2 separate regions of the Homo sapiens genome follow, and region 1 is linked to region 2. Evidence: read pairs that join two places in POLR2A ChIA-PET (ENCODE). Cell type or tissue: OCI-LY7. All regions are shown on one strand. Links, peaks and the distances in the headings refer to the core of each region. The heading gives the core; the rest is flanking DNA.

Region 1 (2,500 bases), core at 1-2,500, 530 kb before region 2:
TGCATTAAAAAACCTTTGGGTTGGCTGGGCATGGTGGCTCACGTCTGCATTCCCAGCACTTTGGGAGGCCAAGGTGGGTGGATCACCTGAGGTCACGAGTTTGAGATCAGCCTGGCCAACATGGTGAAACCCTGTCTCTACTAAAAATACAAAAATTAGCAGGGCATGGTGACGGGCACCTGTAATGCCAGTTACTCAGGAGGCTGAGGCAGGAGGATCACTTGAACCCAGGAGGCGGAGGTTGCAGTGAGCCGAGATCGTGTCATTGTACTCCAGCCTGGGTGACAAGAGCAAAACTGCGCCTCAAAAAAAAAAAAAAAAAAAAAAAAAACACGCCCTTTGGGTTGCTGAAATTAATGTGATCCTGTTGGGGCAATGGTGGTTTCCAAATCTGACCAAACATCAAAATCGATTAAGAAACTTTGCAAAAATACAGCTTCCCAGGCCCCAACCCAGCCACACTTAAGCAGAATCCCTGGTAGAGGGGGCCCAGGAAGCAGCATTTTAAAGTTTCTTCAGTGATTTAGAGGGTTAAACCAGGTTTGGGACCTCTCGAGTTACGATGTTCAACCATGTATGTATATTAGAATCATAAGGCAGGTATTGGTAGACCCAGACTCTCCAGATTACAGGTATTAATATTTTTAAAAAGCTCCACAAGTGCTCTGATGTACACCCTGGTTATAAACCATAGTCAGGGGACTGGTTTGGAAAAATAAACTATCTGGATAGGATACTTGACTTTACCATACCGATTGGTCCTCTGTCATTCAGATTGCCTGACAATTAACTTTACACTTTTCTCCTATTAAAACAGCACCTGCTTCTATCCGGGCTGTCACTGGTGGGCTGATGGTTCCCTGTGGCTTCTCAGCGGATTTCTCCAGGCAGCCAGGCTTGTGGGCTTACCATCTCTGGCCCTCTGGAAAGAGCCTGGCTTTGGAAGTTTTTGTAGTATCTTTAATGTAAAGTATACAAAATTTCATTGTTCTTTATCTGAACTAACCACACAATGCACCTTATAAAAGAAACAGTAAGACACAGAATGGAGGAAGGACTATAGAAAAGGCAATAATAGTTCATATTTCACTGATTAGAAAAAAATATTATCAGGCAGACCCATAATTAATTTGGTGAGAAAATTCCTTGCACCATTAGGCCGATTTTTTGTTTTAAAGCAGCAGTAACATCACCAAACAACTACAGAAATGAGAGTCTCGCATATAGCTGTTTGGCTTTGAGGGAAGCTGTAAGCCCAGCCCTCTAAATGCCTCTCAAAGAAATACAAATTCTTCTTTTATCTAAAATGATGGTGTGATCCAATTCCTGCTCCAGCAGCCCCAACATATCATCTGTTGGACTCTTTAAAGTTTACGGCACAGACAGAAACTGTCAGTTCCTCTCCTCTTTTATAGGACATTCACATTTGCATATTCAGCAGACAGCACAAGCCTCAAAGGCCATATTCCCCAGAATGTAATCATCCTACTTTTGAAATACCGAAGATATAATAGTACAATGAAAATATTCTTACCCCGATGAAGGCTGGCTCCAGTTGTGGCTTAGCAAGTCAAAAACTAGTAAACTTGCCTGTAACAACATCCTAAAATTCCAAAGGTTATTCTTCCCCATCCACAGTTAAAAAGCCATCTCCTACAGAACAGTGTCATATCTGTGACATGTCCAAGATTAAAGGAAGAGCCTTCTTGCTTTTAGTAATTTGTCTGGTTAGAGATTAAAGAAAAAAAAATCAATCTTGAAGCTGTCAGTTAATATTTTTAAATTAAAAAAGCCATCTTCATGCTTCATGGGAGAAATGTGTGATTTTTAAACAGAGGTAAATTCCTCTTCGTATCAAGTATCAGATAATTTTTTTGCATTTCAGCACGAGGCAAACAAACAAAAGGTTATCCACGAAGTTTCAAACGCGTCTTAGTAACATAAACTGAAGTTAGGTAGCCTTCTTTGATATTGAATTACCAAAGTATCTCGCTGAAAAAAAAATCCCCCTTGCAATTAATAAACAAGTTGTGGTATTTTAACAAAGTTCCAAAGCTAAGAATCTTCACATTCCAAATCTTTCCATTCCTGGAAGAGCTTTGGTATTTAGATGTTAATAGGATGCCTGCCTTTTTTTTTTTTTTCTTTTTTTGGCCAATCTTCAGGCTAAAGAGTCTGTGAAGCAGACTTTTTCCATCCTATGACCTCAGTTTTAGGATTTCTTTCTTGCAAAATTTAGTTATTTTGGTTGGCAGATTGCCAGAATTCATTCTTATTTTCTTTCTCCTTCTGGTACTTTCTCCCTTTACCCCCTTCTGTTTCTCTCCCTTCTTCACCTATCTTGTATTATTCTCTGAATTGAATTAAGAATTTAAAGTCCGGTTGGTGGACTGGACTACAGTCTCTATGATGTTTGGTAGGGTTGTTAGAATTAGCAAATGAAAATACAGGATGCCTAGTTAAATTTGAATTTCAGGTAAACAACAAACAAATTTTTAGC
Region 2 (8,175 bases), core at 2,629-5,128:
TCCCTCCATCCCTTCCAGCCAAACTGCCTGATACTGTTTGGCTCTGAGTCCCCACCCAAATCTCATCTTGAATTTTACTCCCATAATTTCCACGTGTTGTGGGAGGGACCCGATGGGAGATAATTGAATCATGGGGGTGGTTTTCCCCAAACTGTTCTCGTGGTAGTGAGTAAGTCTCACGAGATCTGATGGTTGGATAAGGGGAAACCCGTTTTGCCTGGTTCTCAATCTCTTTTTGCCTGTCCCCATCTATGTAGGATGTGGCTTGCTCCTACTTGCCTTCTGCCATAATTGTGAGGCCTCCCCAGCCAAGTGGAACTGTGAGTCCAGTTAAACCTCTTTCTTTTGTAAATTGCCCAGTCTCAGGTATGTCTTTATCAGCAGCGTGAAAACGGACTAACACACCGCCATCTTTCTGGTCTCCAGGAACGCAGCAGCCTCCCACCTGCCCTCCTTGCTGCTGCTCTCCTCTCCCTGCAATCCACCCTCCACACAGAAGGAAACCTTTTAAAACATGTAAAGCAGATGACGCTACTCCCTGCTTACAAATTTCCAGTAGCTTCCCATCACACTTAACACTTGTTTATTCATTTATTGTGTTTCCTTCACCAAGAATGTGTATTCCATCAGAGCTGATTCCTTTCTGTCTGGTTCACTCCAGTCCTCTCAGGACCTGGCCCTTAATGAGGGATTCCATAAGTATTTGTTGAATAAACAAATAAATAAACAGGGTTTGAGGAGGGCAGCAACAGCCAGGATCATGAAATAAACTATTTTGGGAACCTGTATCAATGTACAATGACATGACTGTTATTCACGTATATAATCTGATCACAACAATGTAAAAATAATGTGTGTATAGAAAGTGCCTGGAAATTAATAAAAATGTCAGCAACGTTTTCTTTAGATGGTGGGCTTATGAGTGATTTTCCTTTGTCTTTCCTCTAAAATTGTATTCTCTAGGATTAGCATGAATATGTGGCCAAGTGTGGTGGCTCACATCTGTAATCCCAGCACTTTGGGAGGCTGAGAAAGGATTGAGGCCAGGAGCTTGAGACCAGCTTGGGCATCATCCCTGTCTCTACAAAGAAAAAAAAAAGTGGCATAAATAATTTTATGATGGAGAGAACTTAATGAGCTTTCTTTCCCCCTAAGTTACTTATTGGGGTTTTCCCCAGGCTGAATTATTCCAACATCTTTTAACTATTTCATTTCCTTACTCCTTAATCATCTTCTGGGCCCTTTGCAAGAGAATCTCTCTCACTCATCACAACCCTCAACAAGTTTTCATTCATACTTTAGTCCACAATATTCTGCAGGTTTGAATATTCAAGGAAAAGAATTTTTCTTTTCATAGACGGTGTCATGGAGCAAATGTGCTCAAAAGTAATAATAAAGAACTGATTTTAGGAATATCTCCTAAAGAGAGCTGGGAAGATTCTGATGGGATATAAAAACACTGGTAATTAATTTTTAAATTAATACCTAAGAAACCCTAACGAGCCTCGCATGTTTCCTCTTTTTATAAGTGGGGTTGAATGAGTTATGTTATTCACACTCTTCAAGTGTGAATCTTAAAGTAGGCTTAATTGTGTTTAGGCCGAGTACTATGAAAGCAACATGGTACTCAAAAACTAATCTAGGGAAATTAAAGAAACATATGTAGTGCTACAAATGTGAGCATTTTTCTTAAAAAAATAAATCAGATATCGTTGCCAGGTACATGAGTATACATAGCCTTGCCCTCCATCAGGCAGTGACCCCAGTGAAGGTGGTGACATATTAATTTCAGAAATGTGTGTCTGAGAGGAGAAACACAGAACATGTTTTATGAGCAGTTCCACTCAGGGGCAGAGGTCCAAGCTGGCTTTGGGGGTGGTCTTGTGGCCACCTGGACAAGTCAGGTTTCTTGCCAGTTCTGGAACTGGCTCATTTCCAGCTATCATTAGATGAGGTTAAAATAGAAAGGGTGGGAGGAAGGGCAGGTCAAGTTGTCTGGGGAATCCAAACAGAGCAGACCCCCATGAACACCAGAGCCAATCAGATCCAGGGTAGAGTCAGAACCTATCCACCCAGCAACTTCCTTCTCATGGCCATCGGCACCTGCCATACATGAGGTCTATTGGAGACCAGCCAGCATATGCCCCATGCTGAGACAAGAAATAGCTCAACAGGCCAGAGTGGAAAATGATTAAAGTCTGAGGTGGTGCAGGCCAGCAGGGGCGAGGTTCATTTCTCACTGTTGGTCCTGCAAGTTTTACCTTATGTGAGGCATCACCCTTGGAGTGATTGTAGAGGTGGCTGCCTGATTGGTTGGAGAAGACACCTGTCTGTGAAACAGAATTGTTCTTCAGCGCTCTCATCCAGCTAATATCATCCCTGTTGTGTCAAGGCAGCCAGAAAATGTCTTGGTTATGAGTTTTGAATATGGTAACAGACACGTAGCTGGGCTAATGGAGGCGCGTGATGGTACCGCTTGTCTGAAAGTCACTTACTCTCCGCTCTGAACTTTAGGGTGTGAATTTGCCACTTATTGCCTTCTGGCTATGTTTTGCTAACTAAAACATCGACTAAAAATGTGTGGATACTTCCCATGTATATATGCATTAAGGGGTGAGAAAAGTCAAGAAGCAGTGACTGGCCAGGAAGAGGAAACAAGGGCTAATCAAGATGTGCTCATTAAACTGCAATGACATATTGTTCCACTTATCAAATTGACCAACGTAAAAATGGGCTGATGAAGTTCAGCATTGGTGAGGGTATAGGAAGTAACTGGCACCCAGGTACATTGTTGGTGCAAGTGTAAATCAGTACACCTTCTTGGCTTGCAACCTAGCAATATCTACTGAAATGTTTAAAGTTCTAATCTTTTAACTCTGTATTTCTACTTCTAACATTTAAGCCTCTAAAGCCTCAAGAATGTTCCTTGGGGCTTTGTTTAAAGACTTTAAAGTATTAAAAACGTAAAAGTAACCCAAATGAACTCTGAAGAAGAAGATTAAATAAATGCTGGTACAGCCGAAAGATGAAATACCACACACGTCTTAAGAATGGGTTAGACCTTCCTGTCCCTACTGATATGTAAAGTGAAAAACGCAAGCTCCGAACTGCATTGGTGGTATGAGTCCACATCCAAAGTAATCAACAGCAACAGTAAGAGGGTTAGTATCAGTGTGAAAAAAGAAGACGGAGAATTATGCACCAATTTTTGGCAGCATGTCCCTAGAAATGAGATTACTTACATTCTTGTAAGGTTTGGAATTTTACATAACTTTGCACCATGTCATCAGAAGAAAAAGGCAGGGCACATCTTAGTGTAGGCTGAAACACATTTCCATTCAGTGGCTATCTGGAGGGGTTATTCATGAAATTTGTAAACATGTGGGCATTCAAAGTGATATTTCATAGAGGCTCTAAGAGACAAATTTCCCACATGAATAAACAAAGGAAGGTATGGGGAAGTCTATGTGGCAAAGTTTATTTAGATCCTCGAATCAAGAGTTGCAATTGGTTACGTGTCTTTGAACAACTAATTTGTAAGCTTCCCAGAGTCCTGGTTTTCTCATCTGCAACGTGTGGTTGGGCAAGGCAACCTTCTTAAGGACTTCTCCAGTTGAAATGGGCTCAGCCTGCAAGTAAGTGGAATTTAGGTAAATGATAATCCTAGCAATGGAAGGTGCTGCTCATGTCTGCTAGGACGAGTGCCTGAGAGCTAGCGGACTTCAAAGTCAGCTAAACAGACTTTCCCAGCTTAATGTAGCTAGGTGGCCTTTTCCCCTTCAGCACTTTCTCTCCTTCATCCCAGGTGGTCTGCTTCCCCATCTCTAGTTGACTGAAGAAATTAAAGAGAAAAAGAGAGAGAGAGCAAGACTGAGATGGAGAGCGTAAAGAAAATCAAATGTATTAGGAAGAAGAAAAGATGAATGGTGTGCGAACTGGGTCAGATAGGAGGGAGGGCAGTTAAAGATGAGTTACTGGAGGTGCAAGTCACACTAACAAAACTTTGAAAAACAAACGAAGGCCTGGTGAGGCGATGACTAACACAGCTATAGATCCGGGCATTGCAGGCCGTCCCAGAGGGCCGGCTTTACAACGTGGCCATTGATCCAGCCCAGGTGTGCACAGCCTCGGCCACTCTCATTTCCCCTTCCTGCCCACAGCCTCCCCGCTGCTCAGGAAGCTGTGCAGCCCTGGCTGTGCATGTAGAACTCAACCGCAGGTCAGGGAGCCTGGGGAGCTGGGGGCTCCAGGCCCTGTTCTCACTGTAAGAGCAGCTTTTGTGTCAAAGGCAAGTTCACAGCCGCTGAGTCTTCCGAGGCATTGCAGAGCTTACGCCTTTACCGCCAGCCGGTGCTAGGCCCAGGGAGAATGATGAAGTCGTCGAGGATATTAGAACCACCATAACGTATTTCCTGGGCATTTTGTGGCCTTACCTGCAGGTAGGTATGACGATAAGCACATCAAGCAGACGGGGAGGTCAGGTGACTTGTCCAAGTCACCCAGCCAGAAGTAACAGAGCCAAGACTCAAACCCAGATCCGCTCAGTTTCTCCTGCTCTGATATTGCTGCCTTTGATTTTTGCCTTTGGATCTTTCCAGACCTATCTCCCACCCCTTGCTCCATCCCACTGAGTGTGCCCCATGGCTTTCTTGTATGCTGCGGGCCTTCCAGCCAGAAAGCTGGACCTGGCAGTGAAGGTGTGGACACACCTTAACACATGGAGGTTAAAAGCCACGACAGTCGGGAGCTCACTGAAATGGCTTATTGCTGCCTCTCCTGGGCATAACTGCAATCTGGGTGAGATCCCAGGAGACCAAGCCAACTTTAAGATGCAAAGGGACAAGTCTCTAAGGGTTTTCAGATATTGGTGGGTGAAGGATAGGGAAAGAGCCCAGAGGGGCAGGGAGGAGAGGAGCGAGGGGAGAACGAGAGGCCTTCCACAGTCTCTCAATGTATCAGAGTCAGCTGTTGCCACAGCTGTTATGAGTTGAAGTGTGGCCCCCAAAATTCACAGATTGAAGTCCTAACTCCTGTACCTCAGAATGTGACCACATTTGGAAATAGGCCTGTTGAGATCACATTGGATTAGGATGGGCCCCTAATCCGTATGACTTTATACAAAGGGGAAATTTGGACACAGACCCACATACAGAGGGAATGCCGTGTGAACATGAAGACGGCTACCTACAAGCCAAAGAGAAGGGCCTGGAGCAGATTCTCCATCACAGCCCTCAGAAGGACACCTGCTGACGCCTTGGTCTCGGGCTTCCAGCCTGCAGAGCTGCAAGAGAACACCTCTCTGTAGTTTATGTTGCTCAGATTGTGGTACTTTGTAAAGGCAGCCTTAGCAAACGAATGCAATAGCTCATTTTCAAAGCCCTTCTCAGAGAAACCTATGCCATGGACAACAGTTCTCAGGTGTGAGAGAACTGTTAGGGCAAGATTCTAGATGGCTTCAGAATGATTTCTAATTATTACACATTATAATACGGCAAAGGCAGAGTTAGTGATTTCAGCTCAAAATCACCATGGCTTTTCTGTGACATTTCCCTCACTTCTCAGGAAACCTTCCAAGAACCATCCATGGAGAGTGGTGTTGTGCATTCTGTAGGAAGTACTTGTCTTTACTGACAGATTTCAAATAAGCACACAAACAAACACCTTGGGGAGAGGATACCCAAAGCACAAGGTCCCGAACTATTAGATGATAATTAGAATGAATGCATATTGATTACACTTAACCATGTTTTAGTCTTCTATATAATTGCCAATTGGAAAATCTATGCATCTGACAAAATGATCTAATTTTTCCACTTAGCATTCTTACATTTTTGTATCATACTGGGAAAGAATGTATCTGTAGAATATGGGCTTCAAAACAAATGGAATCAAACAAAGATGTTCTTTGTTTAAGGAACATATTCTAAATTAGGGCCATGAGAACATGCACAGTTTTGTGGCAATTTTGCAAAACATGGTTTACTTTGATGACTTGATAAAACCCTGCACTCTATCTACAGACATTTCTGATTTTTCTGTAATCAGATATGCATTTTGCTGGGTGGAAGTATAAACACAAATTCCTTTCTGTATGTTTTCTCATGTCACCCAGCAGCCAGCAGGCGGTGAGAAGGACATGAGCTCACCAAAGGTGAGGCTTGTGTTTAATTTGCTTCGTGCAGCACTAACATGGTACAGTGTGTCACACACACAGATGCTGAATATTTCATTCATTCATTCAACAAATGCACACTGCCCTCCCGTTGGCTGCGTTCAGCACTCAACGGTGAGGAATCCCACCGGGTAGACAAGCAACTCCTAGGAGGAAAGGAATGCAGCGCTATCTTCCCTCTCTAGGTAGACGTAGTCTAGATATGCGAACTTTCACAGCTTCACTTAAGATTATGGGAGGCAAAACTCAACAGGTCCGTTTTCTATTTGTTCTCTGGGGACCTGGAAGGTCTGAGTTGATGACAACTGTAAACGGTCAGGTCTTGTTGGGCCTCTCCTAAAAACCTTAGCCATGGAACAGAGAGGAAAGCTGTCGTACAGACTGTCTTTTCTAGTTTACTGCTTTTGACTAAAATAATAACATTCACTCTGACATAATGACTGCACCAATTAGACTTAATTAGACTTAGGCAAAAAAACACCCCCACACACAGACACAAAACAAAAAACAAAACAAAAAAAAAACTCTGATGGAATAAATGTAGCGGTGGGAAGGGAGACTTCCCCAGGAGTCCCTGCAGTCATTATCTACCGTCTCCCAGGGGCCGGGTGACAGGCGCAGTGCAGGGCAGACGTCCACTGGGGGCATGAGTGTCACAGAGCCACGGGCCTCCCCTCCCACAACCTCCTCCCTAGATGTGTCACCTCCTTTCTTACGATGCACTCCAGCACTATCTGCTGGGGAAGGGGGTGGGTGTCCAACAGGGAGAGCTGACCAGCAGAGCTCCAGGCAGCAGGAAAGGCTGAAGCCATGTAGCATCTCACTTTGAGTGGAAGCCCCTGAGGGCAGGGCCTCTTCCACCCAGCTGTGCCGTAGCACATATACACTCAATGAAAGAAGGGCTGGATTCAATTCCAAGGATATTAAAACCCTTCTTATAACAGTCCTGGTCCTTTCTCAGGGTATCTGTATAGAAAAGGAGTTCCTCCAATACAACCCTGAGAGTGTGTATGGGAAACCTAGAGTGAGGTGTAGGGCTGTTGTCACAATTTCTTGGGGGCACTGAGTTACACATCAATAGACAAGGGCAACTTTAAAGACAAACTAAAATGGAGGTTGCATAGAAAGTAATTTTGAATAATTGTTTAAAAAATACAAATGTCACTGCAGTATGGCCAACAGACACAAGTCTTTATTCTATTTTGTTTTTTAATTGAAACTGTCAGCAAAGTTAAAAAATCCTTTTTCTCCCTGGCCACTGCCTAAAGGCTGAATGAGGCCCGCCCTGCATCCACTGCAGATGCTCACAGAGCGGCAGCCCCTCCCTGGGGATGTGATTAGCATCCCAGGGTCCTTAAAGAAAGGGAGATGTGAGGAGCTGATTAGGATTCAGATCAGCAGCCAGGCCCAGGCTGTCTGGAGCTGACATCGCCAGGTAAATAAAAGGGCATTCACTGCAGCCTGAGCATGTTCTTAGGTCCCGCGGTGGAGAAGTGCAGAGCTGCACCCACGGGAGGCACAGCCCTCCTGCGGCAAATGTCTGCAGCCCCCAGACACACGGGGATGCTTTGTGCACAAGATATTTCATTATTTCACATCACTTGGCACCCCCTCCTAACTCTAACATCCTTAGCGCTCAAGCATTGGCCAGTGTAGACCTAGCATTGGGTGGGGACTGATGACAGCCAGGGCCTGCTTCTCTGTTCCCCCATCATTTCCTGGGTGACACCCCTCTGTATGGGAACACTGTCCACTGGTCAGTAATGACCTGTATCAAACAACAGCAAAGCCATTGGCTCTGTGGCTTTAAATGAATTAACTAAATGACCTCTCAATAATGGCTAACAGTTATTGACTTCTTTTTCTGTGCCAGGGCTGTGCTTAATATTCATTATTTCACAGCAACCCTACGAGGTTGTTCCCCTCCTTGTTATACAGGTAGGAAAACTGAGACAGAGGATGTTAGTGCCAAAGGTCACACAAGGCAGCACACAAGGTAGCCG

The links. Peaks named below come from ENCODE experiments on the same cell type or tissue, not always from the same donor. Only the 100,000 strongest peaks of a DNase experiment are listed, where the experiment ranks them.
Region 1: POLR2A ChIA-PET joins it to region 2 with 5 read pairs; 1 of 35 experiments calls an interaction of 5 or more read pairs at or near these places.

What each region holds. Positions count from the first base shown.
Region 1 is chr2:99,705,570-99,708,069 of GRCh38, forward strand. The region is part of intron 11 of AFF3 (ALF transcription elongation factor 3); the gene reads right to left. Among named protein-coding and RNA genes, the nearest start is that of REV1, 220 kb to the left of the region's middle. RefSeq lists a silencer at 2,464-2,500. In OCI-LY7, for the core only: no CTCF peak of the experiment used is centred there; a DNase peak (open chromatin) is centred at 1,412; H3K4me3 peaks cover 1,738 bases; H3K27ac peaks cover 1,721 bases.
Region 2 is chr2:100,231,111-100,239,285 of GRCh38, forward strand. All of the region lies in intron 1 of LINC01104 (long intergenic non-protein coding RNA 1104), which reads left to right. Among named protein-coding and RNA genes, the nearest start is that of LINC01104, 27 kb to the left of the region's middle. In OCI-LY7, for the core only: no CTCF peak of the experiment used is centred there; a DNase peak (open chromatin) is centred at 4,181; H3K4me3 peaks cover 1,376 bases; H3K27ac peaks cover 1,215 bases.